2 separate regions of the Mus musculus genome follow, and region 2 is linked to region 1. Evidence: chromatin loops called from intact Hi-C (ENCODE). Cell type or tissue: left cerebral cortex. All regions are shown on one strand. Each heading gives the region's core, and the rest is flanking DNA. Links, peaks and the distances in the headings are about the cores only. Region 1 overlaps Rbm3 (RNA binding motif (RNP1, RRM) protein 3). Region 2 holds the start of Pcsk1n (proprotein convertase subtilisin/kexin type 1 inhibitor).

Region 1 (8,334 bases), core at 235-8,234:
ATTCTGGTCAGCGGAGCTTGGCTTGGACGAGGCACCCAGAATTTGGTGCCCAGCAGGAATTTCTGGGCTCTTGCCTACACCTACCTGCCTGTGCCCATTCTTCCCTCATCCCTACTGTGACTGACAATTCCTTGTGTCTGTCTCCTTCCCATACCTAGTCCCTGGATGGGCGCCAAATCCGAGTTGATCATGCAGGAAAGTCTGCCAGGGGATCCAGAGGGGGTGCCTTTGGTGGGCGTGGTCGCAGTTACTCTAGAGGTAAGTGCAGTCATGGTTTGATTATGAGATTAAGTAGCGCTATTTAATGTTAAGAGCCTATGTCTGAACAGCTACTATTTGAATATTTTTCTGTAGGTGGTGGAGACCAGGGATATGGAAGTGGAAGATATGACAGTCGTCCTGGAGGATATGGATATGGGTATGGGCGGTCTAGAGACTACAGTGGCAGGTGGGTATTGAGAGGTTGGGATAGTCAGGTACCAGTGTTTTTAAATCTAGTTTATGCTGAAAATGGGAATTTTACATAGTGCTCATATTTTATGTATCCTGTTTATTATACATTTTTTAAGAGTATTATGTGGCTTGGATATATCAAAGGTCAATTGCCCGTGCCCACCATGTACCAATCTCAAGAATACAGTCTCCATCACCTGAAAACTGACTAACATTTCTATTGTGAATCTGCTATTATGAAACATGACATGTATAGTTTTTAGTGTTTAATGTCTACAATGTAGAATACATTCTTGTAAAACAATATCGCTTTTTCCCAGAAGCCAGGGTGGCTATGACCGCTACTCAGGAGGAAATTACAGAGACAATTATGACAACTGAGATGGGGCATGCACACAAAATGTAGGTGAGACCTGAAGATTGGCATTGCGTCAACCTGTTATCATCAGACCCTCTTCTCCCTTTTGCTTTTCTTCTCGCCACACTGCCCTTTATCTCTGCTGCCTTGATGCCTAACCCAGCCACTTGGGTGCTCTTGCTGTTACATGCATGCCAGAGCTAGTTGAAGGGGGGGCGGAGGCGGGGCATGGTAGAAATAAAAGAGGTGGTATGCTGCATCTTTATCAACTCTGGGAGGTAAGCGTGTTATCAGTCTGTTTCTTCCTGACATCAAAATTCTACCTCTTACTATTCTCAGATACACAAGGAATAACACTTCTGATCCAGGATCGTCCTTGCAAATTGCTGTATTTATAAAGATTTTTGGAGCTGCGCTGAAACGTCTGTTTTAGTACATCAAGTTCTATTTTTGAATTGAGCTCCCAAGGTAGTTTGTTAAAGAACTTTTAGAAAGCTCCATGTGTTCTTTAAACATTTTTTCCCTTTTAAAAACAAATTTTAAGACATTTGTTACAGTCCCAATATTTTTCCTTTTATCAGAATTTTTGTTTAGGCACTCAGGATTATTGTTTCTGGCCAAAAGAAAAAAGTGGCCAGGCTAAATCAGTTTTTAAAGTTGATGTGTATTTAGGGACATTTTAAAACCTTGTAAACAATGTTTATCATGGCCAGAAAGTGATTTCTGAATGTACCTATGAACAATCCGAGTCAAGATCATGATTGCTTAGAGATGTTTTTTATTAAAGATCACCATCCTGATTATATAGAAGAGCTTCTTTAAAATGTTTGTGAATGTCATTTTTTAATACTGGAAGAAAAGTATTCTGTTGTGTCTGATGTGTTTAGGATGTCCTTTATGGAGCTAATTAAAAGATGAAACCTGAACACAAATCAATACTGATAATGCTTTTTCCTTATTCAAACCCAGTTTACAATTTAGAGCGAGAGGCAAGTCAGGAAGATGAAGCTTGGAAAACATACTGGGATGGATGGGCAGGAACTGTCAGAAGGGTTGAGGCTTGAATTTGAAGTTAGTTTGGGTATATGGTGAGACATGAAATGTGATGGATACAGATGAAAGTCAGTCCCCTTCTGACTAGAATTGGGTTTTCTGAAATTGTTTCTTGGTTCTTTTCACAACTATTACTTTAAGTTTGCTTTTCTGGGTACAAGGTAGATGGATATCCTCCTTGCAAGATTGTTCTGAGAAGATAAGTGCCTTAATCTCATAACATGGGCAGTAAACTTATACACAGAGTAGTGCACTTTTCTTTTTTAAAGATTTATTTATTATTATATATAAGTACAATATGCTACAGATTCAGGCATCAGATCTCATTATGGGTGGTTGTGAGCCACCATGTGGTTGCTGGGATTTGAACTCATGACCTTCGGAAGAGCAAGTTGGTGCTCTTACTCACTGAGCCATCTCGCCAGCCCCATAGTGCACTTTTCTTAATGGGGACTGGAGTGGTGGTATATGCTATATGTCAGACATAAAGGAAACTTTACTAAAAAATGGGGATTAAGGTAGTTCAGACTGGATTCAGGTTCCTGAATTCAAATGTAGGCACTATACCCTGCTCTTTGACCTTTAACTTCTGCTTTCCTTAGCATAGTGTTCCACATGTGGGGAGGAGAGTCAAATGTATAAGTACAGAAACCCACTGAGAACAGTTGGTAAACTTTCTGTCAGGAAATTGTCTTAAGTGAGAAGCCCATGGTCGCCCTTGAAAAATGGGGGAAGGGGCTATCATTAGCTGCTCAGTTTTGCTTAAAGGTGAAGGTTCTAGTATGTGTCTTTGAATCCCATGGGTGATAGTCCTTCTTCGTTCTTCCCAGTTAGAATGGAGTTGTCTAGGTTTTCACCTGGCCAGCATTGAGCATTTACCACCAGGCTGCAGTTTTGAGAACATTCATTACTCTAACCAGTTTGCTTCATCCTTGGGACATGGAGGCTCGGCATGGAGTCACCCAACTAGCAGGGACAGACCCCGAGGCTCCTCCTTTCTCCCACCCAAATGGTCATGAATTTGCTTTGGCAGGTGGATGAAGACTCAGGAACTTCCCAGAATACTGCCTCAACCAATGAGCCAGGCCCAGGTTATGGGGCACTGGGGCTAAGCCTACCAGGTGGGTACTTGGTCAGAGGAAGGAAGCATTCTATGCTGGGCCTTTGGGGAACTGGCAGAACCACATGCTGCCCTAAAGGTAGGTCAGGGGTGGGGAGGAAGGAAAGCCAGTGTCACTTGAGGTGGTAGTTCATCATCAACCACAAAATGACAAGAGTTGGATGGTTTTCTAGCTGTGTGTGTATATGTATGTGTATAGCAGCAACAAAGAACAAAAATAGTAGCCTCATATTTCTGTAACAATTGTTCTACTTTCCAGATAGATAACTGGAGGTATATTGTAATAATTAGCTTTGCCTTGGTGCTAATTATTGCCAGGGAAAGGGCCCAGGAGGTCCACTGCAAAGCTTTATGGTCATGCAGACATTAGTAAAACTCAAATTTGAGGTCCAAAGCTCCCCAAACACCCAGTGAGAGATTAAAGGTAGAGCCACAACAGCGGACACCATAGGCAGATCACCTTAGTGCTACAATTAAAGGATTGCGATGTCCTTGGGCTTGCTGCATGCTAGGTTAGCAGTTTTCTATCAAGATATACTCCAGCCTCCAAAACTCAGGTTTTAGGCCCTGTTTCCAGGCTTTCTCAGTTTTAGCATTTAAAATGAGAACTGCTTTTTCAGTGGATTTTAGGGTTTTAAACAGAAAAATGTTTAAAATGGATTAAGTCCCTAAATAATGCAGCGACACACTTAGGCCACATTTTGCATTGAAAGGCATACAGGATATGTGCTATCAACCAATCTTTCCAAAGCAAGCTCTATAGTTAATTAGGGCATGTGAAAACCAGTATCCTGATATTGCAAACTTCCTACCACCTTCTCAGCTACAGTCCTCACCCCTTCACCCTTTGAGGCTATTCTACATGGGCCATAAAAGCTCTAAAAAAATTCCCACTTCTAGGATTGATTGAAGGCAAGAAAAATATTGGTGAGACCTGATGAGAGTTTTATAATCACTACCTGTTTAATTAGCATGATTACAGTAAGGCTCTTAATGTTATTTTTTGAGGAACTTAGCTTGTTGAAATTTGGCATTCCAAATAAACCTTTTTTGATACGCTCTTGTATTTTTTAAATTCAAGGCAAGCCCTTGATGTGTGTGAAAAAAATTTTCCTATAGATGAAAGTAGTGTAAGTTTTGGTTATTTTAACAGAAGTCAGCATGGCCTATGAGAAAGCATTTGTAAGGAATACAATACTCTTGTGCATTGAAATGTAGAGTCTGTGGGAACCAGTTGCTTTGGTTTAGACTGATAACTAAAAGCAACAGATTTTTAGCCAAAAGGATAACATTTGTCTCCAGTTTAACCCACTGGGGAAGGGAGCAGATGACATCTTAGAAATTAAGCAGAGTTAGAACAGCTTGACTCATTCAGCAGACTTGTTTTTGACAGGTGCATAAAGTATTAAGTTCTAAAACCTGTCAGAGCAAAGTAGCATTTTTTGCTTCACTAGGGATTCATAGCTAAGCAAGCAGTCTACCAACTTAATACCCAAAGCTTGGATTATTTTTTTAATTATTTGATTTATATGAGTACACTGTCATCTTCAAACCAGAAGAGGGCATCGTGTATCCCATTACAGATGGTTGTGAGCCACCATGTGGTTGCTGGGAGTTGAACTCAGGACCTCTAGAAGAGCAGTCAGTACTCTTAACTTCTGAGCCATCTCTGCAGCCCAGCTTGGATTTTTTAGATGGGAACTTATATAGCACAGACTGTCTTCCACTCTCCAAGTACTTGAGTCCATATTGTTCCTATAGGCATTTTAATTTAGTCCTAAGGTAGTGTACATTTAAAGTATTGGACGTGGTTTGCTAACATACATAGAAGGTAATTGTCATTTTATTGCATTCAAACAATCTGCTTTTGATATCTGTGAAAATGATTTATCTACATATTTTAAGTGTGTGCTATAGTATCACTATGGTGATGCTGTCTTCAGGATGCAAACAGGACTTCAAATCAAGGATGAGGTAAGTATGCTATCCTTGAGCTATCTCCCTTTATTTTTAAGGTCAGATATTATATCCTTTACTTGTGTTGGGCCCATTTATTGGCTTTTGGAAATTTATAAAGGAAATGCAAACTTTTTTGATATGCCTCTTCCAAAATAATTACTTTTATTAAAATAATTTTAAAATTTTTTCATGTGTGTTACACGTATGTCTGTGTGAGGGTGTCAATTCCCCTAGAACTGGAGATAGATGCAGTGGTGGGCTGCCATGTGTGTGGTTGACTCTCCTGAATGTTAAGGGTCTCTGTTTGTTTTCCGAGACAGGGTTTCTCTATAGCCCTGGCTGTCCTGGAACTCAATTTGTAGACCAGGCTGACCTGGAACTCAGAAATCTGCCTGCCCCTGCCTCCCAGAGTGCTGGGATTAAAGGCATGTGCCACCACTGCCCGACAATACTTGTATTCTTTTGTTTCGTTTTTTGGTTTGGTTTGGTTTTTCGAGACAGGGTTTCTCTGTATAGCCCTGGCTGTCCTGGAACTCAGAAATCCAGCTGCCTCCCCGAGTGCTGGGATTAAAGGCGTGCACCACCACTGCCTAGCATATACTTGTATTCTTAGAAGAGGTTCTCATTGAAAAAGTTCTTGATGCAGTTTAGATTTATTCACATGAAGTGGTAGTTTCTCTCTCTCTCTCCAAGGCCTGGCAGGCAGCAAGTTTCTTCTGCTGGGCCATCTCATTGGTCCTTAATTCACATTTTTTGTTATATGAGGATGTAGCACCCATACCAAAATACATATGTGGAGGTCAGAGGAACTTGGGAATCATTTCTCTCCTTTGTACCATGTGGGTCCATAGAACCAAAAACAAGTCACAGGAGATGCCTTTCCCTAGGGAGCCATTAGTGCACTTTAAACCTCAAGGAGAAACTTTGGGAAACTTCCCTTATTTTGGTTTCTTTCTATGGTGCTGGGATTCGAAATCAGGGTCTTTTTTATGTACAAGCTTGGAGTAATCGCCATTTCATTGCGGGGTAGAGGCAGAAGTAGGAAGAATCTCAAGGTATAAACCAGCCTGGGCCAACATAGCTGTCTGTGGGGGGTTGGTGGAGGGGTAACCGGGAAGTGGTATGTAAATGAATGATAAAATATATGAAAAGTATTAAAGGTATAATTAAACCATCCATTACACTCGAATGTGATAACTGGTCATTCTTTTGTGAAGATGGCTTGGTCTGTAAAGTGCTTACTGTGCAACCATAAGGGTCACATAAGGGAGGCAGGGCTCCAATCTCAGCCCCGAGGACATAGGGCTTTGCTAAATGAGTGAGCTCCCAGATTCAACTAGGGGTCCTCAGAAGCGGACGCTTAAGTACCCTAAAATGTATAACATGCCACTAACATAGGCTGAGCAGGCTTGCCAAGAGGACAATGATGTATATTAATTTCAAAGTAAGTATTTTTAGAAAGATGGGAGTATGATTGAGGAATGTGCTAGGTGTCAACTTAGTCTGAATATGAACGTGTACAGTTGTGATGTGTACACACAGGCTACACATACACAAGCTCCATAGCCGAGCTTCCTGTCTGGATTCTTCGGGCCAAAGGATCATACCCTTGCCTGCCTGCAGCTTTTAATCCTAGTTAGTATTCAGTACTCAGGTTCATGTGATTCTGACTTGGAGGGCCAGGACTACTCAGAAATTGTCTTGAAGACCAAGTGCTACCATCCCCTAAAACCTACTGGCCTGTAAGTTAGCAAATTAGTTCAGTGAGACATGGGAAGACACTAGGACATTGTCCCATACTTAACATGGGATGGGTATTTTACTAGTATGTGTGGTGGGGCAGGACAAACGATACCTGCTTCAGGACTCATGAATAGGATCTATATAAACTGAAGTGTTGCAATAGGGCTGAAAAGGTGGCTGAGCAATCAAGCACCAAGTGATGTGGTAACAGTGCCTCTGCACATAATTTTAGGGATGGCCGCCACACACGAGGCAAGTGGCTAAAAGAGACTGCATAATCTAAGGAGTAGGACGCCTTCAGAAGGAGAATAAGGCCGTACATATTCAAATAATGGGACATTAGCCCAGCATGGAAGGAATAAGACTTGGTTCAGAACCAATAAGACTTGGTTCAGAATTGGGGAGCCCATTTCCAGACTTAGGAGTGAACATACGCTCAAGAATGGATTTCTGAGACCAGAGGAGATTTACAAGTGGACTGGGCACTTAATATATAGGGGCATGCGGAGTTAGAAGACAGATGCCACTCTTGTCAACAGCATTAGCTGGCTGCCAGAGGTTGGTGATTTCTTTAGTCCCCAATATGGTTACATCTAGTTTGACTTCTGAGTCTCAATTCGAATTCAGTTTTGTACACCTGGCTATGCATAGTGAACCCCTCAGGATATACCTCCACAGTGAAGCACAGCATGGCGCCGTGGTGTCATCCTGGATCCTGCTAAAGGCAATGGTGTTGTGGGTTTAAGGTTCGTTTCATAACCTCCAGAAACTGCTGGTCATGAATTCATACAACACAGACTCCAGCACTCACTGGCTGCTGATACCTGCCTCTTAGTTACCAGCTGACTGCCATCTCAGCTGATTCAAACTAGCATCTTCTGAGCAGGTAATGACTTAAAAGTTGATAACCTGACTGTGGTAATGCATGCCTTTAGTGCAGCACTGGGGTGGAGCTCAGACCTGATCTGCACAGTGAGTTCCAGGATATAGCCAGAACTACATAATAGGCCTGTCTCATAAATAAATAAATAAATAAATAAATAAAATGGGAAAGAAGTGTGGTGGTTTTTTTTGCGGGGGGGCAGGGGGGGAGGTGTCTTCAGAGGCCATCAGATGCCCTGGAACTGGATTTCAGGCACTTGCAAGCTGCCAGGTATCCTAGGAACTGAACTTGGGTCCTCTGGAAAAATGTCTGCCTGAAATACCTTGACAGACCCTTAAATTTAACAGTAAGTGAATGCTGGTCATGATATAAAAGGGGACCTGACCTATAGGGGTGCAGGGAGATGTTAAGGAGGTTAATGAGGAAAGAAGGGTACAAGTGAAAGCAGAAGTTGGCAAGAAGCCAAAAGGATAGTCGAAGTATTTGACTTCCATTTTGTAAGTATCATGTACCCACTGGTGCTCTTGGAGACCAGAAGTGGGCAGTGAATCTCTGGAAGGAACTATAAGTAGTTCTGAGCCACGTGATGTAGGTGCTGGGGTCTGAACTCAGGTCCTCTACAAGAGCAGCAAGTGCTCTTTAACCATTAAGCCATCTTCCCAGCCCTCAAAAATATTTGGAAATATAATAGAGCAATAAATTGTATGCTAATTTATGAAATAAAATTTGGGCTGGAGAGATGGCGCAGTAGTTAAGAGCACTGAC
Region 2 (8,334 bases), core at 101-8,100, 220 kb after region 1:
CACCAGAAAGCCGTGTGTAGCTGTGGCTGCTCTGTAGCCTGAAGATCTTTGTCTAGCAAATTGACCCTTGTCTCATGTCAAGGTGACAATTCTCTTGTAATAAGATTTCCCTCTCCGACCAAGTTACCACAGACATCTTTTTATTGTCATTTGGTGAGAAGTTACGTGGTAACATGGGACATCCCTCATTGACTGTGTTTTATGAAACTCTATGCAAAATTAAATAAATGTTCTCAGGATTCAAAGCTTCCTTTATACTAAATCTTTGTTTTTCTTTTCTTCTTGCCTTTTCTGGAGACAGGTTCTTACTATGTAGCCCCGCTGGAAGTTCAAGAGATCTTCCAGGATAGCCAGAGCTACAATAGTGAGACTGCTTCCAAAAGGAAGACAAAGTTGAAAACTCAGCAGTTAGGATTTTTTTTTTTAAATAGAGTTTCTCCATGTAACTCTCCTGGAACTCACTTTGTAGATTAGTCTGGCCTTTAAGGCACAGAGATTTACCTGCCACTGCCTCCAGTGTGCTGGGATTAAAAAGACATATACCACCGGGCCCAACAGCAGTTAAGAATATTTTTAAAAAGAAGGAGCCAAGTGTGGCAGTCACCTTTAATCCCAGCTCTCAGGGAAGCAGGCAGATGAATCTCTGAGTTTGAGGCTAGCCTGGTGTACCGAGTGAGTTTCAGGACAACCAGGATTACATAGTAAGACTGGGTATCAATTTTTTTTTAATAGGAAAAAAAAAAGCCTTGAGAAACTGCCCAACCGTGCTTTGGATACACCTCAAAACAAACAAAACAACCTCCTTCCTTGTCCAACACAAGACAGTGACAGGAAGGGTAAGAAAGGACTATGAAGTGCAAAAACTTGCACATACTGAGAATAGAACAAGTGGCCAGGGCAAAGGCAATGGTTGGAGTGAATATTCAGAGCCCCGTGTAAGCAGTGCTTGGCAGTTGCTGATACAGTGCTGGATGTCTGTGATCCACCTGGGGCCCTCACAACAAGCCTGGTCCTGGCAGACCACGAGTGAATCCATAGCCCCTTGGCTAAGTGCTGTGGACCCCTGGCAGACGCTGAAAGTAACCTCAGAGCCTCCCAGGGAACCCGCCTCAGTGAAGCCTAGAAGGGTAGCCCAGGCACCCGGTGAGACCCGCAAAGTCCAGAGGAAGCAGGCATGTATTCCTTACCAGTACAGGTCCCAAACAGTACTGTGCTGTCCTCAGTAGGACAGCCACTATTCCATTATCATTGTCACCCAGCCCACCGGCCCCCTAGTACAGGGCGCTCAGACAAACAGCTGCTACAGATGGCATTTATTGAGGGCTCAGGGGATGGGAGGTTGCTGGGGTAAGCAGCCTTGGACGTGCTGGCAGGGAGTCAGGGTTGCTGGGGCGCTCCTGGGTTCCAGGGCGTGCAGGATGCAGCAGCGCTCAGGGAGGCAGGAGGCGGCGTGCCGGCGCCTGGGGCGAGGGGTTCTCCAGGCGTTTGACGCGTAGCAGAGCCCCCAGTACGTTCTCAGGGGGCACCTCGGGACCCAAATCCTGGTCCACAGATCGGCGGAGGCGGCGCGGGGCAGGAGCAGCCTCTGGCTCCGAACTTCCGGTGAGGATCCGCCCTAGCAAGTACCTGCAAGGATTGCGGAATGCGGTCAGGATGTATTTGCCATCGCTGTGGTTCAGAACCCGGACAAGGCAATTTTCTAATTCCGTATGGCTTGTAACCCTCACTCGAGCCTGCGGAACTCACCACTACTTTCCGAGGAAGTCAGAGGTCCCGGCCTTCCATTCCAGAAACTGCCCACCACCAGGACCACTTCCTGCAGAAACCGATCCACCACCACTCCGGGGAGCCCTTACTCCTGCATTGTCCCACCAGTCAGGGGTCCCTGGGCTTCCGTCCCCTTGTACTCAGGACCCGCGACCTCACTTCTCAGGCTCCAGCGCAGCACTTTAGTAGTGATTTTACCCCCAGTGCATGAAGCCCTCTGCCCTTGCCCTCCCTCCCCCTTGGTCCCCGCACCTCAGCAGCTCAGGGTCCACGTCAGGAGTCTCGTCGCCGGCATCCTCGACGTCTGGGCCAGTGGGGCCATCATCATACACTGGGGGCCGGGGTCGCGGCGCAGCGGCAGGGGCGGGGACAAGTTGGGCTGCCAGGGCGGCCGGGTCTAGGCGAGCTCGGAGCAGAGCACGGGCGAGCTGTGCAGCTGGAGCGTCCGGGTCATCGTCGGGGGCCAAGGGCGGGTCCGAGGCACGCGGAGAGCCCCAGGCGCGCAGCAGCTGCGCCAGGACACGCGCCTGCTGATCCTCAGCCTCCTGCGCCTCAGCACGCGCGCGTTCCTGTCTCTCGGCCTCCAGCAGGTGCGCCAGCGCCCGCGCCAGCTCCTGCACCGCACCCGCCGCCTCTCCTCGGGGCACGGCCCGACGCAAGCGGAGGGGAGTGCTCGTCTCAACCAAGGGCGCGGATGCTGCGCTCAGACTGCGGGGCTCCTGTGAGAAGATGGGGTGAAGGAAAAAAATATCGTCATTGTCTGGCCAGAGATGCACAACTAGGGGTGGGGCTCCATGGATTTTCAATGACCACCTCATTCACTGGGCCCCTCCAAAATTCCTATCGTGTCTAAGGTCCCGGGAAACCCCTAAATATCTCCAAGGGCACTTCAGACCACTAGAACACCTCTAGGATTCACACAATCTCAAAACTTGTCCTGAATCCTCTGGATGCTATGCTGTTACCGTTAGTTTCTTTTCTCTTCTTCGTTTTTTTTGGGGGGGGGGTTGGGGCAGGTGCCAGGTTTGGAATAACACTATAACATTTCTCTGTTGGAAATTAAACTTGCAAAAATAAGCCAGGTGTGGGAGAGTTCACGCCTTTAATTCCCAGCCTACGCAGGCAGATCCCTGAGTTTCAGGCCAGCCTCCTCTACAAAGGGAGCTCCAGGGCAGCCTGGACTACAGAGAGAAATCCTACCTCAAGAAACAAAACAAAATTTTGCAAAAATCATTTTGAAAGAGAAATTGCCTGTGTCTCAAGAGAAGAATGGGTTGGGTGTTACAGTCAGCCTGCAGGATGTAAATTCTTGAAACATCACAGCAGCATTTTTATAACAGCATAAAAGTAGGGGGTGGGGTGAAGGAAAGAACAGCACGGAAATAAACAATGACTTAGTAGGATACTCATGATACACACATGGAAGATGATAATGCGCACCAATAAATTAACTATAACTGTACACTTCAATATAAATGAATCTCACACACACACACAAAGGCAAATTCTAGAATCCCACTGCAGATGACCTAAGTCTATCAAAGCCAAGGACTTCTTAGTGACCCCTAGTGACCATCAGGAAGCAGATGCCTAGCTTGATTGCATTTCTCGGATGTTCCAGAAGCAGGAGGAATGAAACAATGGGTCGTTTAAAGATGAGCTGCAAAGCAAAGAACGGACTCAATGGGTGGAAAATAGAAGGTAATGCCTATGGGGGGCGCGAGGCTATCAAATGGTTTTAAAAATTCTCCTCTGATCTCTCAACAGCTTTGAAGAGGTAGAGGAGCAAGCTGCTCCACGTGCCCTTGATCAGCACCCACCACTCTCAGCGCCGGGGAAATCACCCACCAGCAATCCCTACACACACACACACACACACACACAGCCCTTAAAATGTCACACATTTTAACCCAACACTGCCATATCCACTGCGAGAAGTGGTCTTTTTTTCGTGCCTGTGTGTACATTCCTGTTGGCGAAATGATCTTCAGTTACTCTACCTGAGCCAACCAAGGACATGCATCGTCTTTAAAAACACAATGCAGAGACATCATGGCTTCTTTCCCTGCAATGACACAGCTCCACAAAGAAGAAGAAGAAAAAAAAGGAAACTGTCTCGTGGATGCACGTAGAAGAACCCAAGTACTCAGTTTACCCAAGCCACCATGAAATATGTACCCCAAGGTACAAGGACCACTCCTTCTAAAATAAAAACAAATGAACACAGAAACACACAAGTACACAGAAAGATACGCCCATATACTACGTCACCACCCATAAGAATTCACAAATATACACACTGTACCACTAAGAAAGCAACCAGGCCCGCAAAAAGTCAACCAGAAGCATCCCTAGTATTGTAGGGCATTCAGGGGCAGTCAAACCAAAGGTCACACTGAAAAGAAACAATGCCTATACACTTCGGTCATCACATCACAGGCTTAGATATCTTTTCTGAATACACCCTAGTGCCACGGACAGCTCCACGGGCCACCCGTGGATCGAGATTAAACCAGGCCCCAGATGCTGAGGGATGGGCAGGGCGCCCTGAACAACATCATCCTCACATCCTGAAACTGCCCCTGGCCTGCGCGGGGCTGTCAGCTGCAGGCCAGGTCACCCTAGCCAAGCCCTATGCGCATACCTGTGAAAATACCTCATTAACACTTTCCCCCATCTTCCTCCCCACCCCACCCCCACCCCCTGCTGACTGAGGTCGCACCTTCACGGGCCTCGCTGACAGGGTGGGGGGCAGCCTCAGAAGGCCCAAGAGCAGCAGCACCAAAATGCCGACGCCCCCGGCCCGCGGCCCGCAGAGCAGCGGCGACCCCGCCATGCTGCCCCAACGAGCCGGGCTCCGGACGGGCGGACTGGCTGTCAAGTGCGCAGCGATGGGTATTAGGCACAGCAGCAGCGCTCTGCGGCTGCGCACATCCAGGAGCCTGCCCCCTCCCCGCGTCCCCGTCCCCCCCACTCCCGCCCCACTGTCTCCTACTGTACGCAGGCGCAGAATTAGGGCTCTGGCCTTCTCTTCATCCTGCGCATCGCCATGGAGATGTCCAAGGGGCAAAGTGGAGAACAGAAGTCTGCACTGGCGGTTGCCATGGCAGTATAAGGGCAGTTGCTAGGGCAATAGACCTTGCTGTTGAATTACCAGACAGACAAGGGAAATTGACTCAGTGGGCTGAAATCAGGCTCTGGTCTCTGTCCTTGGGGAGACAACAGACTATACTCTTGTTTGATGGATAAACAATTACTGGCTGCATGCTGTGGACCACGATGTTCACAGAGAAATGAACCCAGATGACATGGCCACTGGCAGCTCAGTTCATATTGCTATGGATTAGCCTCATGCCAGAATAAAGCTATTACTAACAACTGCAACCTCAGAATGACACTTAAAGATCTACAGGCGTGATATTAAGTAGGAGCTTACTAAATGCTCCCTTCATTTCATTTCTCTCACTGTGCTCTCGTTTCCACAGGTATTCTGTGGCAATTGTGCACCCCTACTCACACACAACAAATATGTAAATGTTTTTTAAATGATACAACAAAAGGTTGAAAGAGCCAGGCCTAGTGGCACAGGCTTGCCATCCCCAACCACTTGGGAGGCTAAAGAAGAAGGTTCTCCACTTCAAGGCCTGTCTGGACTACATCTAGTTCAACAGTCTAGGGATGTAGTTCATCTGGTACAGTTTTTGCCTAGCATATACAAAGCCCTAGGTTTGATTCTGGGCACCCCATAAACTGGGTGTGGCAGTGCAGCCCTCATCTATGATGTAGCCTTCTTTTTTCCTTTGAACAGTTCTCTACATAGCCCCGTGGCTGTCCAAGAACTTACTATGTAATCTAGGCTAGCCTTGAATTGACAGAGATGTGCAGATCTGCCTCCTGAGGGCTGGGATTAAAGTCATAAAATGCTGTGCCCCACACAAAGCAGGCTCTAGACCAGCAAAAACACACAAATAGTTTAAGGCCAGCCTGTACAATGTAATGAGATCCTATCGCAAAATCAAAAGTGAAAAGGGGGATTTGAGTGGGTAGCTCCATCAAAGGGGTCTTGCCCAGCACGAATCCCCAGTGGGGCAAGAGGGAAGGGGGCTGGAGAGAGAAGCCCAAGCTCTGCGGTAAAGCATAAACACGAGTTCCATGCCACCACCATAGGAAGAGACAAAACGTCCCCAACCCAGGAATGGTTGGCACATTCCTGTAACCTTCCTTGGTACCAGGAGGCAGAGGCAGGAGGGTCATAAGTTTAAGGTCAGTTTGGGCCACACAGGGCGTTCAAGGATATCTAGCAGCTAGATAATGTCTCAATCAGGAGAGGTAGAGCGGGATAGAGATTATTCGTAGAGCACGTTCATGCTTGGAGTTCACCAAGAAAAATAGAAATAAAACAAATAAATAAACCATCAGCTGGGCGTGCTATCACTGGCCTTTAATCCCAGCACTCAGAAGGCAGAAGCAGGCAGATCTCTGCTGAGTTCCTGGTCAACCTGGTCTACATAGAAAGTTCCAAAGCTGGGCTGGAGAGATGGCACAGTGGGTAAGAGCACGGTCGTGAGTTCAATTTCCAGCAACCGCATGGTGGCTCACAACCACCCGTAATGAGATCTGATGCCCTCTACTGGTGCATCTGGAGACAGCTACAGTGTACTCACATATAAACAAACAAATAAATAAATGTATGTTAAAAGAAAGAAAGAAAGAAAGAAAGAAAGAAAGAAAGAAAGAAAGAAAGAAAGAAAGAAAGAAAGAAAGAAAGAAAGTTCGTTCCAAAGCAATCTGGGCTGCAAAGAGAAACCATGTTCTTAAAGAACAGCCAAACAACAACCACAAGAACCCAAAACACTGGAATGATCCATCAAAGACTGGGAATGTAGCTCACTAGTGAAGCATTTCTATAGCTGGATTTGAACATCAGCACCAAACCCAGAGGATTCTGATAAAATCAGTGTGTGTATCCCAAAGGGGGAAACCCTGGAGAGGGCAATGCTGACAGTGCGTCGTTCTGGATACAGAACCAGTGGTTGCTATATCTTCCTTTACTGGAAAATAAAGTTATGATTAGAACACGCTGCTGCAAAAATCTATATATTTTCATTGAGAATTAAAACTAAAAAAAATAAAGTGAAATTAAAACAACATATGATGACATGGCATAGATTAAATGTGAAGGAGAGCCAGGCATAGTGGCATACCCCTTTTATCCCAGCACTCAGGAGGTAGAAGCAGGAAGTTCTGTTAATTCAAGGCCAGCCTGGTCTACGTAGAGAGTTTCAGGTCAGCCAGTGCTACGCAGAGAGACCCTGTCTCAAAAACTAAAAACTAAAAACAAGTAAAATAAATAATAAAAGTGAAGCAAAGAGCCAGTCCACTGGTGCACTCCTGTAATTCCAGCACTTGGGGAGCTGAGGCTGGCGGATAGTGAGTTCCAGCACAGCCTAGAATGTATACAAGACCCTATCTAAAAGAAAAAAATGGGCAAAAGAAAGATGCACCTCTGTGGTCTAAGGCATAGATAGCTGATCTGTTGATTTGTCTGTATGTTCCCAGGATCACAGATGACAACACAATGCAAATCCTTTCCTGGCTACTTTTATGAAAGTCTGGCTTGGTCATACACAGCTGTAATACCAGCCCTTGGAAGGCCAAGGCAGAAGGACTGGTGCTGTTGCAAGTCTATGGCTAGTTAGATTTACATAAGAGCAAGGCCAGCCAGAACTGCATAGGAGACTCTGCCTCAAATCACATACAAAAAAAAAAGTGTATTTCTTTATGGACCTGAGGATTAAACACCAATATAACAGACACACACTTGAGATGGCTTCCATTTCCCCCACCTCTTGGTGTCCATGTCTTTTACTTATATAATCTAGTCCCATCGAGTGTATATGTGACTACAAGTAGCAGGTTATATGTAACAAACGTATATATTAACGATAAGATGAAATAACCCTTTGCTAAGGAGACTCCTAACTTGATAAGGCAAGCAGCCACTGGGGTATCTTGTTTTTTGTTTTTGTTGTTTGTCTGTTTTTTGAGACAGAGCTTCTCTGTTGTAGCCCTGGCTGCCCTGGAACTTGCTCTTTAGGACTTATGGCATCTTAAATAGCAAAGGTTACAAGCTCTCTGGCTGGACTATAGGAGCTAAGGCATAATGGGCTAAGGATTCCTTGGGCATCCAGTAGGAAACTGAAGCTCTCCTTTCTATATGTTTTATAATTCTAAAGACCTTGGAAGTGACTACTTTCCTGGTTGTGCCTCAGATGATACTGTAGTCCCAACCAATACTGTGACTCCACTTTGAGAGAATCTTAGTAGGAAACACAACTAAGTCAGCCCTGACTTCTCTTCCTCCCTTCCTCCCTCCCGCCCCCCATCCATCTCGGGAGGGGTGGGAATGGGGTCCAAGGCTTTGAACATATTAAGCAAATGCTTTCCTATTGAGCCCCAATTTCCCATCCCAGCCCTAAACCCTTACTTCTGACCTCCCTTCCCCGCCCCCCCCAAAAGACCCTGCCTATTTACTATTGTTTGTTGCTTCGTAGTCCTGGGGATGCA

The links. Hi-C counts contacts between places; a loop is a spot of excess contacts. Peaks named below come from ENCODE experiments on the same cell type or tissue, not always from the same donor. Only the 100,000 strongest peaks of a DNase experiment are listed, where the experiment ranks them.
Region 2: a loop joins it to region 1, with 2.6 times the contacts of the local background. A loop is called at or near these places in 3 of 42 quality-filtered maps.

Annotation. Positions count from the first base shown.
Region 1 is chrX:8,135,772-8,144,105 of GRCm38, reverse strand. Rbm3 (RNA binding motif (RNP1, RRM) protein 3) reads left to right here. Exons shown (of 7, transcript NM_001166410.2): 4 at 159-258; 5 at 355-448; 6 at 777-855; 7 at 1,151-1,750. The coding sequence ends at 834. Among named protein-coding and RNA genes, the nearest start is that of Rbm3os, 5.5 kb to the left of the region's middle. In left cerebral cortex, for the core only: a CTCF peak has its summit at 4,532 (motif pointing right); no DNase peak of the experiment used is centred there.
Region 2 is chrX:7,916,200-7,924,533 of GRCm38, reverse strand. It overlaps Pcsk1n (proprotein convertase subtilisin/kexin type 1 inhibitor), which reads right to left and starts at 4,712. Exons shown (of 3, transcript NM_013892.3): 1 at 4,490-4,712; 2 at 2,020-2,486; 3 at 124-1,626. The coding sequence starts at 4,603. The coding sequence ends at 1,431. It overlaps Eras (ES cell-expressed Ras), which reads left to right. Exons shown (of 2, transcript NM_181548.2): 2 at 1-258. The coding sequence ends at 42. In left cerebral cortex, for the core only: a CTCF peak has its summit at 6,376 (motif pointing left); DNase peaks (open chromatin) are centred at 3,681, 3,806, 4,081, 4,772 and 4 more places; H3K4me3 peaks cover 2,881 bases; H3K27ac peaks cover 2,028 bases.